2 separate regions of the Homo sapiens genome follow, and region 2 is linked to region 1. A link is a contact called in ENCODE Hi-C or POLR2A ChIA-PET data. All regions are on one chromosome and are shown on one strand. Each heading gives the region's core, a stretch centred on a gene start or an enhancer-like site at or near the end of the contact. The rest is flanking DNA. Distances are from core to core; before and after follow the strand shown. Region 1 holds the start of MOGAT1 (monoacylglycerol O-acyltransferase 1). Region 2 has its middle 63 kb from the start of ACSL3.

Region 1 (6,558 bases), core at 1,929-4,428:
ATATTTAGCCAATTCCAGGCCCATAGGAACAAAGCTGACACTTCTGCCAAATGTATTTTTCTTTAATCATTTGCTAAAATATTTGTTGACTGAATGGATAACTACACCTCAACCCAAATGACAGGTTCAGTCATCAGCACTCTTCTACTTACCCTTCAATGACTTGTTCCTCTGTTGTGACAACACTCCCTTTCTTCCTTATATTATTTGAGAAACAGCCTAGTATAGCAGTTAGGCTCTGGAATCTTAGGTTCATTTAGAATTGTTTTGAATAGCTTGATGAATTAAAACTTTCCCACTATGTAAATCCAGTGATCACTTAACTCAAGTAACTTGGCACACAATATGTAAACAAATAAATACATGTTGAATGTCAAAAGGATGAGCAAATAATTTAATTGTTGATTAAAATGGTGATGGACTGTTGCATTGACTGAGTGCTGGTGAGTCCATGCTTTGTTTCAGTTGGCTGTGATGGCTGTGACAGGATATGACAGTTCTTATCTATCAGCTTAGTGTTCTGGGAAAGTAACAAATACATTACTAAGCAAGCAAACTCCAAGTGATCAGGATCAGGAGTTCTCGGTGTTTTGCTCTTCTTTACCGACAGATTCGAAATCCAATGAATCAAAGAGTCCTACCATTTATATGTCCCATGCATATCTCAAGTCTATATTTTCCCAAGCTTCCACATCCTCTACAATCATCCTACAATAGCCTTCTTAGGGGATATGCCTACTTCCACTCTTGCTACCTCCAATCTGTTCTAAATAGGTGCCCATTATTCTGTATCAGCCTATGTGTTTCCTTCAGGGCACTGTCACACATTTGGTTGTCTACATAGGTAGGTATTTTCTGTTTCTCCCACTAGACTGTGAGCTGCAGCAGGACAAAGACTTTTCTTATTCACCATTGTAACTCATCTCCTTTCCCTACCCAGTGCCTAATACATAGAAAGCTTTCCACAAATAGTCAATAAGTAAATGTGTGTAAATTCTCAAAGGCACAGAGACCTCATCTTAATTCACGTTTGTGTCATCAGTACCAAGGACAATGCCCAAGGCAATGCAGGCACTCCATAAATGTTTGTTCTATGTTTGGTTCAGTTGATGAAGGGATGACTCGCCTCTCCAGGTTTTATAGAAATTTGAATCTTCTCTATTCTGCCATTTACCAGCTGTGTGACTTTAAGCCCTAATTTCCTCAGCTGCAAAGTTGAAGTGAATGCGTACTTTGTAGGGTTTTTGAGATTACGCCTGTGAGGTCTCTGCAGAGTGCCTGACATAGGGTGTGTTCGTAGTGTCCCCACCTAGCACTGGGGGAAGATTCAAGGAAGAAATCTAAAAGGAAAGAAGAAAGTGACTCCTTAAGTAGGAGGAAAAAGAAACCCAAACAAGTTTTGCATACAAAAAATCACAAACAACTCCTCCAAGTGGCCCTGGTATTTGTTTTAATCCAACTCCCTTTGTATTAAAATGTTGAAGGAGAAAAGGGCATAGGATGGGGGAGAAAGGAGGGCCAACTATATTGTTTTGCCCTGTTCCAAGTCCTCTTCAGCAATGACTTGACAGCTGCTCATCATTTTGAGTTTTTCAACTATGTGGTAATTAATATTTATAAATAAAGTGCAGTGGTTGCTCCCAAGGACTAGGCACTATTTAGAATCTAGCCATCCATTTAGCACATCGTAATTGAAACCCTTCAGTGTCTTGTACTGCTCTTGGGGTTCAAACTTGAACCCTAACTCAGTCTGCAAGGGTCTGGACCTTGCCCACCATTTTTGCCTGATGTCACCCCAATCTCACCCTTGTCCCCCAAGCTCTCACTCTTTGAGCTCTTCTTGGAGTTCAGCCACAGGACCTTTGCATATGTGCTTCCCTTTGCCCGGATGACTCCTGGGTTAACTAGATTTGGCTACAGCTCAAGTAAGGGCACTTCTTCAGACACTTCCCTGACCGTGCAGCAGTCTTGGTTTTGGAATCTTCTAGTCATTCACAGTAGGGTCTTACTTGTAATTATACACCAAATTGTGTAGTTGTTTTGCTTATGTCTGTTTCCCCCTGTACTCTGAGAACAAGACAATGAATAGCTTGTGTCAGGCCTCTGAGCCAAAGCTCAGCCATTATAACCTCTGTGACCTGCATGTACACATCCAGGTGGCCTGCAGGAGCCAAGAAGCCTGGAGCAGCCAAAAAAAACGCAAAGAAGTAAAACAGCCAGTTCCTGCCTTAACTGATTAACCAACATTACAACATTTTACCATTGTGACTTGTCCCTGCCCTACCTTAGCCGATCAATCGACTTTGTGACATTCTTCTTCTGGACAATGAGTCTTATGATCTCCCCACCCTGTACCTTGTGACCCCTTCCTCTGCTAACAATAGATAACCACCTTCTACTGTAATTTTCCATTACCTAGACAACTCCTATAAAGCAACCCCTTCCCCATCTCCCTTCGCTGACTCTTTTTCGGACTCAGCTGACTTGCACCTAAGTGAATAAACAGCCTTGTTGCTCACACAATGCCTGTTGGTGGTCTCTTCACACGGATGCGCTTGACAGCTTGGTTATCCAAGCGCCCGGATGGTGCTCAGCAAGTGGCAAGTGCTCAATAAATGTGGGTTGAATGAATGAATGGGTGAAAGATTCCCGGAGCTCCTGTAGGGAACTGAGGACCCAAGAGTGAGGAAGCCAGGTCCCCTTCCCCATCCGCGGGGAAATTGGAGGTTGCGGGGGGACACAGATCAATAAACTAAGAAACAAGTCTCGCTCATCTCTCCAGCTGGTGTGCGATTCCTCAAACTAACCCTTCCCCAATCACCGAGGGTTCGAATGAAGGGGTGGGATGCTGAAGGCAAGCGCTGGGTGATCGATCAGCTGAACAATGGTCAGATCCTGGTGGAGATCCCAGGTCCTCAGCCAGGCGGCAGGAGCCCGCGCTGCCCGGCTCGGGCTGGCTGCCAGTTGACCCCTCTCCCCGTCCCTCGTGTCCCACGCGGCGCACTCTCGCCAACGCCCGGCGCGCCAGCCAATGCGCCCGGGCCGCTGTAGCTGCTCCGGGGCCAGGGCGCTGGGCCAGCTCTGGCGCCCGGCGCTTGTGATTGGCTGCCCCCAGCCTCAGCCCAGCGCGCCCTCCCACCCAGGGCGCAGTTGGGTCCCCGCTCGCTGCCTAGCCTCTGCCTTTTCCTCTCCGCCCAGCCAGTGCCCAGCGCGGGGCCCGGATCCGGCCGGGCACTTCCCACAGGCGCCGCAGAGCAGCGTGGGTGCAGGCTGCAGTGGCTGGCGCCGTCCTCGCCCGGCCAGGCCATGAAGGTAGAGTTTGCACCGCTCAACATCCAGCTGGCGCGGCGGCTGCAGACGGTGGCCGTGCTGCAGTGGGTCCTGAAATACCTGCTGCTCGGTAAGGACCCCGCCCCCCGGGCCGCGGGGCTTGGGCTCCATATCCTCCCTCGGGACGGTCCGGATTCCAGGACCTGCATAGAACCTTCCAACCCTCGTTCCCCTGTCGGCCAGAGCAGGCAGGTCAAAGAGGGCATTTGGAGCTAACGTGGACTCTGGTTTCCTCACGAGAACCTCATCGCTAACGACTGTTTAATTTTATTTTCTCCTGCGTTACTTTTTTAAATTGAGGTGCACCTTGCCTACAATAAAAGGCGCAGTTATACGGATACAGCTCGATGACTTTTGGCGACTGTATCTACCAAAATGTAACCATGACCCCATCGAACGCATGAGCACTTTAACCCCTCAAAAGTTGGCAAACTCGTTTCTCGAACTGTTGATTCATAGATGGCAAAGTAATGCCTCAGTAGTTAAAACCTTGTTCCTTCTCCCTCTTTGTCTCCCCACCCTCCTGACAAAGAGCAGTGTTCCCTTTCCCGTTTTGGAGATTTCCTGGATGCATAGCAGTACCTTTCTGTAAAGAAGGCTGCACCACTCATTGCATTTGGTTGAGCGGTTTCTCTCTGGAAATAGTTTGACTCAGTAGCGTGTGTGTTCCAGTTGGTTCCCAAGTTGAGCCCATGAAACATACACGAGCCGAATCATTAGATGGGGCAAAAACGTGGGTGGTTTTTCTTTTTGTTTTTTGTTTTTTCCTTCATATTTGTTCTGCTCTTGAAGTAAATAGGGGTGATGTGGGAGGAGGGAGGAATTTGGGGGAGACCCTTCTATTGAAACATAAACTCTTCTGAAGACTAAGATCATGTGTATGCTGTAAGATCATGGATTGTACAGCGTTGGGGTGGTAATAATAGTAATAAGCCCATTGCATTGGAGAGTTTTACACTTTTAAAACTGCTTTTACATTTCGAAAGCCTGAATCAGTGGTTCTCAACCCTGGCTCTAGATGAGAATCACTGGAGAAGCTTCTAAAAAGTGCAGATGCCCAGGCTCCATCCTGGAATTTGTTTATTATTATTATTATTATTATTATTATTATTATTATCTTTGAGACGGAGTTTCACTCTTGTTGCCCACGCTGGAGTGCAGTGGCGCCATCTCGGCTCACCACAACCTCCGCCTCCCGGGTTCAAGTAATTCTTCTGCCTCAGCCTGCCGAGTAGCTGGGGTTACAGGCATGTGCCACCACATCTGGCTAATTTTGTCTTTTTAGTAGAGACGGGGTTTCTCCATGTTGGTCAGGGTGGTCTCGAACTCCCAATCTCAGGTGATCCGCCTGTCTCAGCCTCCCAAAGTGCTGGGATTACAGGCGTGAGCCACCGCGCCCGGCTCATCCCTGGAATTTCTAAGTCATTTGTTTCAGAATGAAGTCTGTACACCTTTTTTTTTTTCCTTTTTCCTCTTAAGAACTCTCCGAGTGACTCTCCTGTGCTGCTAGGTAGAATTTACCAAAAAAAAAAAAAAATGTAATTCAAAGTGTTAACTCATTAAGTCCTCACAGACTACACCGTGAGGCAGGGTTGCTCTGGATCAAAGCACCATGGAGATAACAACACACGACCTTATCTAGCGCTTGGTATGTGCCAGGTGCTGTTCTAAGCAACATCCACGATTAACTAGCAATCTTCACAACATCCCTGTGAGGTAAGGACTATTCCTACACTCCTGGTACAGATGAGGGAACTAAGAGATGAAGTAAATTGCTCAAGGCGATGCAGCTAGCAGGACGTGGTAGAGCTGGTTTCAAACCCAAGTATTCTGCCCAAAGTGTCTGCTTTAACCACTAAACTGCTCTCTTAAATGGCCTGAACTTGGAGTCCGACTTCCTAACCGATCATTCAACACATCTCTGATAGCCACTGTTCTTTTCTTTCATGGCACTTATCATTGCTTGTATCTGTGTATGGCTGTGGTGACTTCAGAAAGTTCTCTATGGCTGTCTTAGTCTACAAGCTTAGTGAGGAAACACACAGTATATGTCTGGCCCATGGAAGATATACACGAATACTTGAGATATACACAAATACTTGAGATATACACAAATACTTGTTGAATGGCTGTTTCTGGTCTATCACCCAGAATAGGAATTATGCACCCACCAGATCCCTAGAGTATTAACTCATGTAATCCTCACAGCAACCTGGTGAGGGAGGACTACCCGTTACCCTCATTTTACCAATGAAGGAACTAGGAGATAAAGTGAGTTACTCAAGATCACATGGCCCAGTAGTGGAAAGTCGAGACACATGTGACCGCATGTGAGTGGATTAGTGACGAGGACATGGCAGATGCTCAATGACCTGTGTCTAATTTGAATCAAACTACAGTGGTTCTAGATCCAATTCACCTCAATGTTTTTGTTTCACACATTTGACATTAGTGTTAGCAGGAGCATATTTTGTATTATATATCTTGGAAATTATATTGTGGGAAATTTCAAACATACAGAAACTAGAGAGAAGAGTATGAATTCCCATATACCCATGACCTAGGTTTATAATTATTTAATAATTTGCCATATATGTTTTATCCATTATTTTGCAAAAATATTTTAAAACAAATCACTTTTTTTGTATAATTTTTTTTTAAGTTTTAGGTTCAGGAGTACATGTGCAGGTTTGTTATGTAGGTAAATTGATCATCATGGGGATTGTACAGATTATTTCATCACCACAATAATTGGCATAGTACCCAGTAGGTAGCTTTTCCTCCTCATCCTCCACCCTCCACCCTCATGTAGGCCACAGTGTCTGTTGTTTCCTTCGTGTCTAGTGAATTCACACATTAAGATATTTTAATACTAAATACTTTAGTTTGCATATTTTAAAAATAAGTATTTTGTGTGTAACCATAGTACTCTTGTCATACCTAGCATAGTTAACAAAAATTACTTAAAATCATGTAAAACAAGTTCAGATATCCTAAATTGTACCAAAACTACACCTTTTTTCTTGTTCTTTTTTCTTTTTGGTAGAAATGGGGCCTCCTTATGTTGCCCTGGCTGGTCTCAAACTCCCAGGCTCAAGTGATCCTCCTGCCTCAGCCTCCCAAAGTAACGGGATTACAGGCGCTAGCCACTGCACCCAGACAAAATACACTTTTACTAGCAATTTCTTTGAGCCCAAATCCAAATAAGACCCATGCATTATATTTGGT
Region 2 (5,809 bases), core at 192-2,691, 130 kb after region 1:
CCTCCCCAATGAACTAATGAACTCCGCTTCCTTTTCTAAGTGCTCCTCATTCTTTCTCTTTCTTATGTTTTTTATTTTTGTCTGTTTTTGTTTTTTGAGACAGAGTCTCACTTTTTCACCCAGGCTGGAGTGCAGTGGTGCAATCTCATCTCACTGCAACCTCTGCCTCCCAGGTTCAAGAGATTCTCCTGCCTCAGTCTCCCAAGTAGCTGGGATTACAGGCACACGCCACCACGCCCAGCTAATTTTATTTTTTCTTGCTTCCACATTCCCCCTTTTCTTCTTTTCCTTTTTCTTTTCCCCCTGTTTTAGGATTGCATTAGCACGTATCCAAAGAGCAGCCTTCACTCTTGATATTTGGGGCTTAGGAACATCCCTGTCTCCTGGGCTGTCAGGGGCATAGTATATCTGTGGGACATTCTGTAAACCTGTCAGTCAGTGATACCTACAAGCAACCAGAATTAGGCCATTTTCAAGGCACCTTCATTAAAGATTAAAAGGCAACCTTGCCTGTCCCAAATTTTACCACACTTCCCCCCAAATGTCACCTTGTCCAGAGGGAAAGGGAAATACGTGATTGGAAAATCTGCTATCATATGCAAACTTTACCTGGACATGCCCCACTTCTTCAAATAAAGTTCCACTGTGCAAACTATTCTACGGCCCTATATCCTGCTGTACTCATTGTTACTAGAATAAATATTTGCAGTATAAGCAGAACTTTGTTCTGAGGATAAATCCACAGGATACTTAGCACTCTGACAAATGAAAAGCCAGTTTTTAGCTGCCCTTTGTTTGATACAAACTGGATGTTGTGTTTTCTTTTCTGGGTTATGTATAACGTACAAATTCTAGGCAATCTTTGACAAGAACTTATAATAACAAACTGCCTTTTGACAATGACTCTAGAGAGCCTTCCTGTCTCCAGAAAATATCCCTCTGTGGCTCCAAAGGTCTCAGTCTCAGGGTGATGTCCTGGCTACTTTTCTTTTGCACCATAAATGAAATGACAGTGAAGACATCAACCTCGCCATGTTGGAAAACTGCCTAAGATGTTTCTTGGAACTGTGGCCAGTCCCAGGAACAGAAAGGCATGATGTTCACAGCTAAAACTTCCTCACAGCGGCCTGCTGTACCTCCTCATGCCTGAGAATTGCTCTGAGGAAGGACTCATTTACCACATTTGCACTGCAGAAGTCAACACCCAGCGATCAAAGGACATCCTGGAAAAGTCAGTATAGATCCTGAACCAAAAACCTCAGAAGTGATTCCAGGCTGCTGCCCAAGAGCTGACATGCATACATTTGTTCATCACTCAACAAATATTTATTGAGTGCTATCTCTGTTGTAAACACTGTACTGGATGTGAATGTCCAGCTGCAGAAGAAACAGACCCAAGCCTCCGGGAGCTGACTGTTCCCAGGAGGGGGCCCTTGGCTCTTTGCAGTGAGTTGTCATCCTGGGCACTGACAGGCAGTGGTGTGAGCCTGCTGAGCCAGAGAGACGATGAGCTGCTCCCACAATACCCAATAATCAGGCCCCAGGGTGCCTCCTCTGCTGTACCTAAAACACTTCAGATGAACTGCAGCTTTTCAAATCTGCTCTTCATGTGTCAAAGAAATTTTGGAATTTTTTTCCTACAGTAAAAGATGAAAAACAGGAGCCCGACAAGCAGAACCTATACCTAATGTTAAGGGGAAGACCGCCTAGGTTCCACACTTGAGAAATTATTTTTGAGAATGTTTAATCTTGTTAGAACGGATTTCTGTGACTGCTGCCAGGGTCTCTGAACCCTCAGCAAATAAATGCAGATGACATTTATTTGCTGAAGATAATGCTACCATAATAAATGTAAAAGGGTCACTATCTTTCCCCTAAACTTCCTCCTCCCCCAAAATAATCTTTCCTGCAGCTTATCTTCTTTGACTCTAGGGGGCATAGCCATTAAGTCTTTATTCCTTTTGAACTTGATGCCGTCTGCCTTTGGCAAAGAATTGCCCTATTATTGTTTCTGAAAGAAAGTATTTGAAAAATTTAAAAGCCAGTTCTTGGCCTTGTATTTTTTTTTTTTTTTTTTTTTAGGAAAAGCTCTAGCCATTCAATGACCAACTTTCTGCCTATTACTATATCAGTCATTTACTTGCTTTAAAGTAAATCATGTGTCAAATCATGATGTTTTGCTCAAAGATGAACTGCATCTATATACAATGTGGTCCCGTAAGATTATAATGGAGCTGCCCTAAATAGATGTTCCATTTAAAAAAATTTTATATTGTATTTTTACTGTACCTTTTCTATGTTTAGATACACAAATGCTTACCATTGTGTTTTAATCGCCCATGGTATTCAGTCCAGTCACATGTTATATAGGATTTATAGAACAACAGGCTGTACTATACAGCCTAAGTGTGTAGTAGGCTATACTATCTAGGTTTGTATGAGTACATCTATGACATTCAAATAACAACGAAATTGCCTAATGACACATTTCTCAGAATGTATCCTCATTAGGTGACACATGACCGTAATGATGATTCTTAAAAGACAGGGGAAGAGGATGATTAATGACTTATTTTAACTCCAGTGACTAAAACACAATCAACTTCCTATTTCTGAGTGGCACTCAGAAAAATAATTCCTCCTTTTCTTTTTTATTATTCTAATTTTCTTTTTCTTTTTTTGAGACAGAGTCTTGGTCTGTCACCCAGGCTGGAGTGCAGTGGCGTAATCTTGGCTCACTGTAACCTCTGCCTTCCAGGTTCAAGGGATTCTTCTGCCTCATCCTCCCAAGTAGCTGGGACAACAGGCATGTGCCACCACACCCAGCTAATTTTTGTATTTTTGGTAGAGACAAGGTTTCACCATATTGGCCAAGCTAATCTGAAACTCCTGATCTTAAGTGATCCACCCTCCTCGGCCTCCCAAAGTGCTGGGATTATAGGCATGAGCCACCGCACCCAGTCTTATTTTTCCAATTTTCTAGACAATATTTAAAGAATGCAGTGGATTGGTATTCTAAAATCCAAGTTTATATACTGCCCAGAAAATACCCTTTAGTTGATGCACTGAGAGATGACCCAACTGTGTTGACAGGTGATCCAGTCTTTTAGCTACCTCTGCTTACTTTTCCTGGGTTATGGGGAGCCTTGAGATAAGTATGAGGCTGTAAAGGTGTAGGTGTGGCCCAGGTGTCTGCAGCTCTGAAGGTGGAGGTGCAGCCCAGGTGTAGCTCTTTGAACCAGCATTCCCCTTAACATGACAGGTCAGCTCCTTTCAGAACTGACCCACCACTTGATTGGAGAATACTTCAGCAGGAAGCCACTTGGTTGTACAGTGGGAATCTCTTAGAGATGCACAATTGTTTCTGGACTCAATCCCAATCCCAGGAACCTCAGCGTGAGGTGAGATTTGGGTGTCAGGCAGGATGGGCCCCATGGCCTAACGAAACCTACTGACATTCATTCTAGGTTCACATTCAATTGTAGCCAGTACCTTAAAGGGAGCAATTTTACCAAGTTCTAGGCATGGACACTGTGCACATTGACAACATATCTTTGAGTTTAGTTCCCTCCTGATCTTGTTGGCAAATTGCTGTTCATAGACAAATTCTTTTCTGCCATATACTTCAGGATTTCCCATTTCCAAATTCAGATAACATTCTGCTATAACGAAGTTATTTTAGGATTAATTTATTAAGATGTTCCTTTGTTTCATTGCCTGATGTTGCAAATGTAATTTTGGAGATCATATCACTATACCAAAGAGATTGCGTTCTTAACACAAAGAGGACATTTCTTATAGGTCTTATAGGTTGTTACCTGCAAGCAATTTTGTAATTACTTTCTGAAGGTTTTTATTGTGTTGACTAAGAGAAATCAGTTGTTTTCATTGCTTAAGGAAGGATTAAGGAGTTTGTTTAAGGAGAAACACGAAATAGTTTCCCAACTGGCACATCTGTTAAGGGTACAGGTAAGCTGGCTTGGAAGCGTCCAGTCTGGAAATTCGCCTCTGCACTGTTTTCATGGTGAGAGTTGTGGATAGGAAGGGGAGGTGATGGAAAAGGAGTAGAGGGGTAAAGTGCAACTCTACACACAGGCAGTCAACTCCAGCAGGACAGGAATGTCTTCATGATTCTGCTGCTTAACTCACACACTCAGCTGATCATGAGGCGTGACTGTTCTCTTCCTGAAAGAAGGCAAGACATACAGACAAACGTTCATTGTATCCTTGCTCTGTGGAAGATGTGTGCTACATAAACTCTTCAGGGGAAGACAAGGGACTATAAGAAACAGTCTTAAAGCCATCGATTTAGCAGGAGTGATGTTAAACACCATTAAAGACATTAGTACAGTCTGGGCAACATGGCACAACCCTATCTCTACAAAAAAATACAAAAATTAGTCAGTCGTGATGGTGTGCACCTGTAGTCCCAGCTACTTGGGAGGCTGAGGTGGGACCTCTTGAGCCCAGGAGATTGAGGCTGCAGTGAGTTGTGATCATGCCACTGCACTCCAGCCTGAGCAACAGAGCAAGACTCTGTCTCAGAGAGAGAGAGAGAAAGAGAGAAGATGGTCACGTGGATGTCAGTGTAGGGTTTTGATACCTGTCCCCTTCAAAACTGCTCCTTGGGCTTCCTACGTGCACTCAAATGAATGGGAATTAAGTGGCTAGTCAGTTCCAAAGTACTGAGGACCCCCCTCTCCCCAATGCAGAGCTTCTTCCACAAGCAGCACTTGGCCCCTGGAAGCCCAAGCAGGGATTCCCTCACTGGTCTCCCTATCCCCCACTGGGCGCCTGGGCACATGGAGGAAGGAGATTCCAGGTCCTTGTCTCTACCGGTTTCAGAACAAGGAGTCGGATCAAAGAATCCACAATTCAGAGGGCAGGGAACACTGGAAGAATTTTGCTCACTACTACGTCCCCAGGGCCAAGTGTTGAGTAGAAACTCAACAGAGGCTGACTGAATGAATGACTGAATGGAGCATGACATAGAGTAAGAGTTTCTGTTTATATTTTATGCACCTAATGGAGTGGATTCCTGAAAGAAGGAATTCAGAGTGGATTCCATTAGATGCATAAAATACAAACAGAAATTCTTACTCTATGTCAAGGAAAACATGGCATTATTGTAGGTTGAATCAAACATACATAATTAGACATACATTCTTGCTGCATTTTAAAAAATCACAGCCACTCCAAAATTAATTTTAAACATTTTTCACTTAAGCCATAAAAAGTTATTTCTTTTTAAAAATCTATTTTTTCTAGAACCCTAGATGGTTAATATAGAATAAGCACATTAATTGAGATGACAAAATTGGGGTTACTGGTATTTAAAAATTATCTTTGCATAAAACCTATTTTGTTTTACCTAATCAAACAATTAAGTATTTCCAATGGAATGTTGATTGTTTGGAATACAAAGTACTAAGTAAAGTGCTCAGATTTTTTTTGTTTGTTTTTATTTTAAGAATTGACCAACTATCAATTATCTTTTTTTTTTTTTTTTTTTTTTTTTTAAGAAGGAGTCTCACTCTGTCGCCCAGGCTGGAGTGCAGTGGTGCGATCTCGGCTCACTGCAACCTCCACCTCCTGGGTTCAAGCGATTCTCCTGCCTCAGCCTCCCGAGTAGCTGAGATTACAGGCATGAGCTACCGTGCCCAGCCTAAATATAGTCACCTTCTGAGGTAGCTTGGCATATGAATTTTTCAGGGGACACAGCTTGGCCCACAGCAGAGGAAACACCTAAGATTCAGTCCAGCTGCCTTCTGACTTATTGGATGTCTATATCTATCAGTTCTCTCACTCC

Evidence for each region. Hi-C counts contacts between places; a loop is a spot of excess contacts on that map. ChIA-PET counts read pairs that join two places held with the same protein, here RNA polymerase II (POLR2A).
Region 2: a loop to region 1 is called in a map of HepG2, with 6 times the contacts of the local background. The contact joins the enhancer-like site here to the promoter of MOGAT1 in region 1. A Hi-C loop is called at or near these places in 1 of 168 maps with a recorded cell type or tissue (HepG2). POLR2A ChIA-PET finds 5 or more read pairs at or near these places in 1 of 52 experiments (HepG2).

What each region holds. Positions count from the first base shown.
Region 1 is chr2:222,668,480-222,675,037 of GRCh38, forward strand. MOGAT1 (monoacylglycerol O-acyltransferase 1) reads left to right here and starts at 3,179. Exons shown (of 6, transcript NM_058165.3): 1 at 3,179-3,400. The coding sequence starts at 3,307. LOC124907985 (a long non-coding RNA gene) reads left to right here. Exons shown (of 2, transcript XR_007088095.1): 2 at 2,157-2,523.
Region 2 is chr2:222,795,555-222,801,363 of GRCh38, forward strand. No RefSeq gene overlaps it. Among named protein-coding and RNA genes, the nearest start is that of ACSL3, 63 kb to the right of the region's middle. RefSeq lists an enhancer at 1-854. Within about 2 kb of position 1,442, at least 10 of the 41 ENCODE cell types and tissues checked have a DNase peak (open chromatin) inside an H3K27ac peak, as active enhancers do.